Linked DNA regions of Homo sapiens: region 2 is linked to region 1. Evidence: chromatin contacts called from ENCODE Hi-C or POLR2A ChIA-PET data. All regions are on one chromosome and are shown on one strand. Each heading gives the region's core, a stretch centred on a gene start or an enhancer-like site at or near the end of the contact. The rest is flanking DNA. Distances are from core to core; before and after follow the strand shown. Region 1 has its middle 88 kb from the start of ARHGAP21. Region 2 holds the start of PRTFDC1 (phosphoribosyl transferase domain containing 1).

The links. A loop is a pair of places that touch in the nucleus more often than their neighbours do. ChIA-PET counts read pairs that join two places held with the same protein, here RNA polymerase II (POLR2A). Pooled maps may share reads with other maps.
Region 2: a loop to region 1 is called in a map of dorsolateral prefrontal cortex, with 14 times the contacts of the local background. The contact joins the promoter of PRTFDC1 here to the enhancer-like site in region 1. A Hi-C loop is called at or near these places in 11 of 168 maps with a recorded cell type or tissue (CD4-positive, alpha-beta memory T cell, CD8-positive, alpha-beta T cell, PC-9 and 5 more), 3 of 37 single-sample maps with no recorded cell type and 14 of 50 pooled maps. POLR2A ChIA-PET finds 5 or more read pairs at or near these places in 2 of 52 experiments (GM12878 and MCF 10A).

Annotation. Positions count from the first base shown.
Region 1 is chr10:24,809,271-24,814,121 of GRCh38, forward strand. No RefSeq gene overlaps it. Among named protein-coding and RNA genes, the nearest start is that of ARHGAP21, 88 kb to the left of the region's middle. Within about 2 kb of position 3,237, at least 4 of the 41 ENCODE cell types and tissues checked have a DNase peak (open chromatin) inside an H3K27ac peak, as active enhancers do; they include dorsolateral prefrontal cortex, where a contact is called at or near this core.
Region 2 is chr10:24,950,880-24,955,500 of GRCh38, forward strand. It overlaps PRTFDC1 (phosphoribosyl transferase domain containing 1), which reads right to left and starts at 1,727. Exons shown (of 9, transcript NM_020200.7): 1 at 1,649-1,727. The coding sequence starts at 1,696. It also overlaps a transcript of THNSL1 not described here. RefSeq lists a silencer at 1,888-2,077.

The DNA of each region.
Region 1 (4,851 bases), core at 1,987-4,486:
AAGCTCCGCCTCCCGGGTTCACGCCATTCTCCTGCCTCAGCCTCCCAAGTAGCTGGGACTACAGGCGCCCGCCACTACGCCCGGCTAATTTTTTGTATTTTTAGTAGAGACGGGGTTTCACCTTGTTAGCCAGGATGGTCTCGATCTCCTGACCTCGTGATCCGCCCGCCTCGGCCTCCCAAAGTGCTGGGATTACAGGCGTGAGCCACCGCGCCCGGCCAGCTTTCTATGTGATGTTATTTTTAATGCCATTCCAACCTTCAAATATCAGTTGGGAGGGGAGAGTTTAGAATAAATCGGTAACTTGATTATTAAAAGAACCCTTCTCTGTTTGGGAAAAGAATAACTGTCCCAGGAAAAGGGGGCTCACAGGGATGCTCTTTCCATAAACACCTTTATACTCTTCTTTGTTGGTTGTAAGAAAAATAGCATTCAGGGGCCAGAAATGGAGAGAAGACAGGGATTTCCTTTAGCAAAGGAATTGCAGGGAATTTGGGTTCTTAGGATCAGTGGTCAAAGATAATATTCTTTTACTAGGGCAATTAGAGCTAGCAGAAGATCCATTTATTCCAGCAGCAGAGAAAACTGTGCAATGGCTTTAAAATTTTTTTTATTTTTATTTTTTTTGAGACAGGGTCGCCCAGGCTTGGGTGCAGTGGCACACTCATAGCTCACTGCAGCCTTGACCTCCTGGGCTCAAGCGATGCTCCTGCCTTAGCCTCCCCAGTAGCTGGGATTACAGGTGTGCACCATCCTGCCCAGCTAGTTTTTAAAATTTTGTGTAGAGACAGGGTCTCGACATGTTGCCCACACTGGTCTCAAACTCCTGAGCTCAGGGCAATCCTCCTTCCTTGGCCTCCCAAAGTGCAGGGATTATAAGCAGCCTGTGCAAAGACTTTTAATGCCAAAGCCGTTGTGTAAAAGTTGAGCATAAGCCCCACAAGGCTTTTAGACTCTGAAGAACAAGTTGAGTGAATTAAGTTTATTTCCTCCTTTGCCCTGTTTATGAACATCAGAGTCACATTTAATAGTAGTGAAAACTGGAAATTTGGACAGTGAGGAAAAGTTACATCTGTGTATTTGGACTTAGTTAAGTCATGTTCTTCTAAATTCTACTTACTCTAAACTTTATTGGCAACTATTGATATATTGTGTTTGTTAGATATTTATTCTTTTTTTTTCTTTTGAGACAGGGTCTTGCTGTGTCACTCGGGCAGTGGCATGCTCATGGCTCACTGCAGCCTTGACATCCCAGGCTCAAGCAATCCTTCCATCTCAGCCTCCCTAGTAGCTGGGACTATAGGCATGCACCACCACACCCAGATAATTTGTGTATTTTTTGTAGAGACAGGGTTTCACTGTGTTGCCCAGGCTAGTCTCAAAACTCCTGGGATTAAGTGATCCACTTGCCTTGGCCTTCCAAAGTGATGGGATTACAGGCATCAGCCACCACACCCAGCATCAGAGATTTATTCTGATAAGTGGATACACATGGTTTTTTTACATGTACATAGATGTATAGATACACATATATGTTTTAGAGCAAATGTTTAGCTTAAGGCTCCTCGTGCAAAATGTTCTGTTGAGCACCACTGCAGTCCAAGGAAAAAAACAGATGGTTGGTTCACTTTCCACAACCAAGCCCAAAACCCCATTTACCAATCAAAATTGTAGGCACTATGCTTAAGAAAAAATGATCAATGTTTCTAAGCCAACCCAAGCCTCAACTGTCCCACCTAAACAGTTGCCAAGACTTGATATGAATGTTCACCTATGAAACCTGCCTCAGTCTTTCTTGACTCCTATTTCTAGCCTGGGAGCCGATATTTCTTGTTTTTTTTTTTTTCATTATTCTTATTTTTTAAGACAGAGTCTTACTTTGTCTCCCAGGCTGCAGTACAGTGGCACGATCTCGGCTCACTGCAACCTTCGCCTCCTGGGTTCAAGCGATCCTCCTGCTCAGCCTCCCAAGTAGCTGGGACTACAGGTGCCCACCACCATGCCTGGCTAATTTTTGTATTTTTAATAGAGACAGGGTTTTGCCATGTTGGCCAGGTTGGTCTCGAACTCTTGACCTCAGGTGATCCACCTGCCTTGGCCTCCCAAAGTGTTGGGATTACAGGCATGGGCCACCACGCCCAGCCTCCTGTTTTTTATTTTTCATTCTTTTAAAATAAAGATAGGATCTTGCTATATTGCTTAGGCTGGTCTCGAACTCCTGGCCTCAAGTGACGCTCTCATCTCGGCCTCCAAAAGTGTGGAGTTACAGGGGTGAGCCACTGTGCCCTGCCAAGTGTTTCATGTTCTGATGAATTAAATATGTGTCCTATGGGAGGTGGGCCATATGAACAACCCGAAAGGACAACACAGTGTTCATAGAGTCACCCTGCAAATTAGCCTCACGGCTGTCATGGTGTGAAATGACGGGGTGGGACACCCCCTTGACTTTGTTTACTGTAGGGACATCATTTGGCCCCAGAGATCAGTGGCAGGGACAGCCTTTGTAGTTATTAGATTCTGTTGCCTTAGCTCTCTGGGTCCAGAAAGTTGTGAATGGAGATTCCATGTAGAAATTGGAAATTCTTACCCAAAAAATCCCACCTCTGAATAGCCCAGAGGTGCGTACATCAAAGGAGGCCACTGTTTGTTTGTTTTTCTTGGCCAAGTGGGAGGAGGAATGCGGGAGAGCTCAGAACATTCCCAGAGAAAATGAGGGCCCTGACTTGATATGTTGTTCTCGATTCCTTTCTGAGTGAATTCCACGGCCGATAAACTGGCTCGGGCACAACTGTTCACAGCTGCATGTAGGATGTTGCAGGGGACACAATGGCTGCTGTGTGTGCAGGAGGACAAACAGTCCCACACAGGCCTGAGCCTGAGCAACAATGAGCGACAAACGGCCTTCAATACAATGCATTCATTTCCTGTAATAACACTGGGGTAAATGCGGCCTGGGAGGCCAGTTCCACCTGACAGAGACGCTCCACTTCATGCAATCGTTTTCAGAGGCCCGCTTTTCATGAAGAAAGACACATATAAAAAGGAGAGAGATGGCAAGCGGCTGAGGGTTTTCTTTTCCCCTCCTGCAAAGCAAGATATAATTAAAACCATGTATATTTTTAATGCCTAGATAAAACAGTGTGGTAAAAATACTGTCGAGGTGTTAGAAGCTATTTCAATTTTTAGTCTTTCTGACACTAACTGCTCGTGATTCACCATCGCTGCTAAAAATACTGGCAGGCGGCAGCCTGAGCTTCTCTGCTTCCCAGCAGGTAGACTGGCTCTAACGTGAGCTTACCTCCCTGTCCTGCCAGAGCTTCCATCCTCATGTAGGTAAGAGTACTACTGGGAATTGGCTTGACAGCCTATAATAATAATAATTGGCTGGGCGTGGTGGCTCATGCCTGTAATCCCAGCACTTTGGGAGGCCGAGATGGGCGGATCGCCTGAGGTCAGGAATTCGAGACCAGCCTGGCCAACATGGTGAAACCCCGTCTCTACTAAAAATACAAAAAATTCGCTGGGCATGGTGGTGGGCGCTTGTAATCCCAGCTACTTGGGAGGCTAAGCCAGGAGAATTACTTGAACCTGGGAGGCGGAGGTTGCAGTGAGCCAAGATTGTGCCACTGCACTCCAGCTTGGGCGACAGAGCAAGACTCTCTCATAAAAAAAATAATAATAATTAATAAAGCCCTAATAATAATCAAGATGATGATGATAGCTAACATCTACTGAGTGCTTACTAAGTAGCCAGTCTGGGTCTAATTGCCTGAATCCTCATAAGAACCCTATGAGGTAGGGATCATTATTCATCTTGGGTGAGGAACCGAGGCATTGAGAGATTAAGCAACTTGCCCAAGCTCACAACTATTCATCCTTTTCAATATATACCCGGGTTCCGGGTGCAGTGGCTCACACCTGTAGTCCTAGCACTTCGGGAGGCCAAAGCGGGTAGAATGCCTGAGGATAGGAGTTTGAGACCAGCCTGGGCAATGTGGCAAAAATCATGTTGATTTAAGAGCCAATAGTAATAATAATTAATAAAGCCCTAATAATAATAAAGATGATGATGATAGCTAACATCTACTGAGCATTCTACTGGACCACAATTGTGCACCACCATACCCAGCTAATTTTAAAATTTTTTGTAGAGATGTGGGTCTTGCTATGTTGCTTAGGCTGGTCTCGAACTCCTTACTCCAGTGATCTTCTTGTCTTGGCCTCATGAAGTGCTGGGATTATAGGCATGAGTCTCCGTGCTTGGCCTTTCTCCTCATTTTATAATTGAGAGGCATGTGGGCAGGAGTGAAGTGTCCCGGCTAATACCACTCAGGTAGTTCAAGACAGAGCCAGGACTAAAATCAAAGTCTGCTCTTTCTACCTGTATAAAAGAAGAAACTCAGTTAGAACCATTTATTACATACTTACTGAAAACTGAATTAATATCTATACTAATAAGTGTCCTGGCAGGGATTTGATAGGAAAGAAATAGAATGTATGATTTTATGATTTCTACCATCCCAAGGCTTGTGATTTTCCTGAGGACACACAGGATGCATAAATACAAGCCTTGATGGACATAATCTTACCTTGGCAATCCAGCACACACGTAAGAACAGAGGGAATGTGACTTCCAGGATCACCTGCTTAGGATGGTGATAATCCAGGAGGAGATAGACAGGAGGAGTGTGAATTGGTACAGAGAAAGTAAAAAGCATTTGTGAGACGAAGTAGCAAACAGAAGCCATATCTGCTCATTTCTGCTTGCCAGCATAATTTCACCAAGCACCTGGCTCTGTGGTGACGTGCAGATCTCTGGAGGGATGCTTTAAAGACAAAACAGGACAGAGC
Region 2 (4,621 bases), core at 477-2,976, 140 kb after region 1:
TCACTCTCCAGAATTCCAAATGTGAATTTCAAATTGCCTACAGTGCAGGCCAACCTGTGGGCCTTACAGGCACTACAAACTCAATTTGTCCAGAATGAACTTAATGATTGCCCTTTTTGCGTTTTAGTCCCCCTCCCATCCATCACACCGCTAGGCTTGCCCCTCCTCCTGGGGCAACTGGAATGGTTTTTGTAAAAGCATAAATCGGATACAATGATTCTTTTGCATTTGGTATGCGGGTCTCTGCCTGCAGTCCACATGGCTACTCCTGTGTACCCTTCAGATCTTGGCTCAAAGGTCACCGCAGAGAGGCTGCCCTGACCACCTGAGCAAAAGCATCACTCCCCCCTTCTCCTCCAATTACCCTCTATCCTGTTACCCTCCTCCTATTGCACATATCTCTATTTGAAATTTTCTCTATTTGTTTACACACTGCTTGCCTATGTCTTCTCTAGAACGCAAGCTCATGAAGACAAGGCCTTTGTCTTTTGCACCCCAGAGCCTACAGCACCTCCTACAACCCAGCAGGACAATAAACGTGTGGAATGAATAAATCAACTCCTCATCCTTTCAGAAGGAAAGGTCCTGCTGTTAAATTAAGCACTGAGCCCCACATTTCAACCTGACCCTTCTGTCTGAATGTGACACGTTTCCCTCCCCAGCCCACTTACTTTAGTTCAGGCCATTCATATTCATAAACAGATTATCTGTGAATGACAAGCTGATCCCTGGAAAGAGATGGCAAGTTAGCCCCACCCACCATCCTCACCACCATTGAGTTTCACACTGAACCTGACACAAGTTATAACCACCACCTTCTAGGAAAACCACTTCTCAGGGAGCAGGGAGGACGTGGCCACAAGGTCAAGAACGGGTTGGATCCTAGCACACTGAGAGATGGGTACCCTCTGGCTGACACCGTCAGGATTCTCAGGGTTAATGAGGCTCAGTTCTGGGAAACCAGCACCCCACACCCTCCCATCCGGACACACTGCTAGATATTTTACATGCATCCTCCCAATTGGCTCCAGAGCCCAGCTTGCTGTTGCTCCCTTTTACAGACAAGCCATAGGTCACTCAGGAGCCGCCAGCGTGTCCTAGAGCTCCTGCAGAGGCCTCCACTGCCAGAGAGCCCCCAACCTGGGTACCAAAGGCTTCAAATCTCAAGCTCTGTCCACTTGAGCTACTTTATTTCCTAGCTGCCTTCAAAACCCCTCAGTGTGCTTTTTAAAAACAAAACTTGAAGCCCGCCCTGGAGGAGTCAAGAGGAGACCCAGGAAGAAGGAGGCCTCCAGAGCAGCACGCGGGGGTCTCTGGGGCCCTGCCGGGCTCGCAGAAGCGACTCCCCGTGGCTCGCGGGGATGGGGACGGCTGGGCGCCGGCGGGACGCTGCAGGAGCGAGCTACCGGCCGGAGGACACGGGGGGACGCTGGGAACTCGGGGTGAAGGGACGGGACTCAGAGTTTCGTCAGATTGGGGGCGGGGAGAGGAGGCCCGGGTCCGAGGATGGAAGCGATCCCCGCCGGGAGGGAGAACAAAGCGGTGGCCCTCTCTCTCCCCCGACGCACGGCAAGCATTTAATCTACAAGCAGGGTGCCAGGGAGGGAGGGGAGCGGGCCGAGCCCCAAAATAGGGAGTTTGCATTTACCACGACGCCTCGCCCGTAGTCTGGCGCCTCCTCGCTGCTCCCGGCCATGTTTCTCCCGGGGAACGCGGGAAGGGAAGACGGCGCGGGAAGGAGCAGGGAGGGCGAAGGCTGCGTGGGGGATGGGACGTGGGGATGGGGACGGGGACGGGGACGGGGACGGGGACGGGGACGGGTCCGCCCCGCCCCGGGCCCGCCGGCGGGAAGCAGCGGCCTGACGCGGATCCATGGCCCCGGCGCTGCGCCCCCTCCCCTGGCTAGGCCGCGGGGGCGCGGGGAGCAGCTGCCAAGCCGCTACCGCTCCCCCTGAGCGCGGGCCCCGGACGCGTCCCTTGCGGCCGCCGCTGTCGCCGCCGCCCCCTGCCGGATGGTCGCGTGCAGCCCCCGGCCCCGCCGCCAAGCCCCGCGGGGACTCTGGAGCAGGAAGCCCGCGGCAGGAAGAGAACGTGTCCCCCAGGCCCCTGATTCCCAGATCCACCGTCCCAGCCCTCGGGCTAACAATCTCCTTGACTCCTCCCTGCCAGATTTCATGCACGCGATTGTCCCAAGCAGAAGCGTGAAAGAGCCTGTGAGCCAGCGTGCTCTTGGAGGATGGGAAGTGTCCTGGATGTGTTTTCAAACCTTGGAGCCGCCACCCACCTCTCTCCACCTCCGCTCATCTCCCTCCACCTCCCCTCACCTCCCTCCACCTCCCCTCACCTCCCTCCATCTTCCTCCACCTTTCTCCACCTTCCCCCACCTCCCTCATCCCAGGGCCTGGAGCTGGAAAGATTACACCCGATTGCTTTTAGGGTGGCCCGGATCTGCAGTGATCAGATCTGGGCTTTGAGGATCCAGCCTTTCGGCCTTTCGTCAACTGCATTCAGGGGAGGAGGGGGAGAGATTTTTACACATTCTCTGCTTTACCAGTTTTGCAAGAACATCTGGTCAGATTGTAATTGTTCCAGGTTGCAGCTTTACTAAAGCAATCGCTCTTTTCTGATTAGAAATCCTTCTTGTATGAGTCTGTTGTTCATTTCAACCCCTCTCACATGCCTATGCTCCGGTTCTTTGTCCACTCCTGTAGGTTCCTGCTTTTTCTGGGTGTGTCTTCATTCCCCAGGTCCCTGACATCTCACCAGCGTCTTCATTCACTCAGCCCAATTCGGGTCGAAGCCCTGAATCCAAGAGAACTTAACACAGTTTTCCTGATGCAGGCGTCTTTTGTTCATCTTCGAATTCTGGCACACAGAGGGGAGAGGAATGCTGATTTTGCCTAGTTTAAAGGGGAAATAGTTATCAATCGGTTAATGACGTTCTAGGTTGGAAAAATATTAGTCATTCAGACTTGGCGCCCTGGTCCTGCTCAGCAGGGCTGGCTCTTCATGTCGTTTCTAAGCGCCAGCGCCTTGGAGGGTGCAGCTCCAGAGATCCCTGAAATCAGGCATCTGCTTGGCAACTGCCTTACAGAAATGGGGGGTGTTGTTTCTCAGCACACGGGTAAACATTTTCTCCTAGTAATTGTGAGAGGGCGTTGTTTTGAGCCATTTTTGTAGTCTGCATCTCACTTCTTTTCCCCAAAGTCAAGCACCATCTTTTATTTTCATTTTCAAAGACCAGGCCCAGGAACCATATTCACAAGCAACATCATTAAAATTTCCAGGAGCAGAAAAGTGCTATCATTAGGATGATGATCAAACTTTAGAGTTCACAAGACTCTCCTGGGGAGCTGGTTAATGCAGCTTCACTGGGTGGGGAAGATCTGTGGAAGCACCTAGAATCCTGTACCTGCTGAGAGACACCAGATGGGTGTGATGTGGGTGGCTCATGACCCATGCTTTAGGGGATTCCACTAGACCATCTTACTGCTTGGATATCAAAACTTAGCCATGAGGCTCAGTGTGGGTGCAGGGCCAGATTGGGGGGTACCAGGAACTTCAAAATATGTCACAGGAGTAGTTGCCATACAGAAGTCAAAAAGCATCAACTTTGGTTCCAGCCTAGACACTGCGGAAGATGTAAGGGAAATGGTAGATAAATCTTCTTCCCTTAGAAAGGCTATTAGTTTAAACGTAAAATCCAACAAGTTCACAGTGAAAAATGTAACTTGCTTGAAAGACAACAGGAATCTTATGAATGTGTGCTCAAGAACATCCTACATAGACTTATATAGGTCATCCTATAAAGGGCACAGAATGATGAGTAAATAGTTTTTAAAAATCTAATTCATTTTATTATCTTTGTATATTTTGATAATACTTTGTGCGGTCTGATTACACTTCGATACTTTGGAGAGCATTAACATAATACAAAATAATACTTGATAACCCAAATAGTATTTGCAAAGACCGGTATCCAGAAATAACAGCTCATCTGTCCAAGGCTTTATTCTTAATCTTGCATTATGAGGATTTAGAGGCAAAAATTCTTTTTAAACCTCAAATTTCTGTTACATGTTGTATTAGTCTGTTCTCATATTGGTATAAAGAACTACCTTAGACCTGGATAATTTATGAAGAAAAGAGGTTTAATTGACTCACAGTTCTGCAGGCTGTACAGAAAGCAAGGCTGGGAGGCCTCAGGAAATTTACAATCATGGCAGAAGGCAAAGGGGAAGCAAGCACGTCTTACCATGGCAGAGCAGGAGAGAGAGAGAGCAAGGGTGTAGTGCCACATACTTTTAAACCATCAGATCTTGTGAGAACTCACTCACTATAACGAGAACAATATGGGAGAAATCCACCCCCATGAGCCAATCACCTCCCACCAGATCCCTCCCCCAACACTGGGAATTACAATTCAACATGAGATTTGGGTGGGGACACAGAGCCAAACCATATCACATGTCTAGTGGAATAGCTTTGGACTAGGACCTCTATTTTTCTGTAACAATCCATGTTACTTTAGCCAATGAGTCTAAGCCAATTATATCAGTGTAATATACATCAATTTTCTCATCCATAAAATGGAGCCACCCATTTATTCTCTACTGCATAT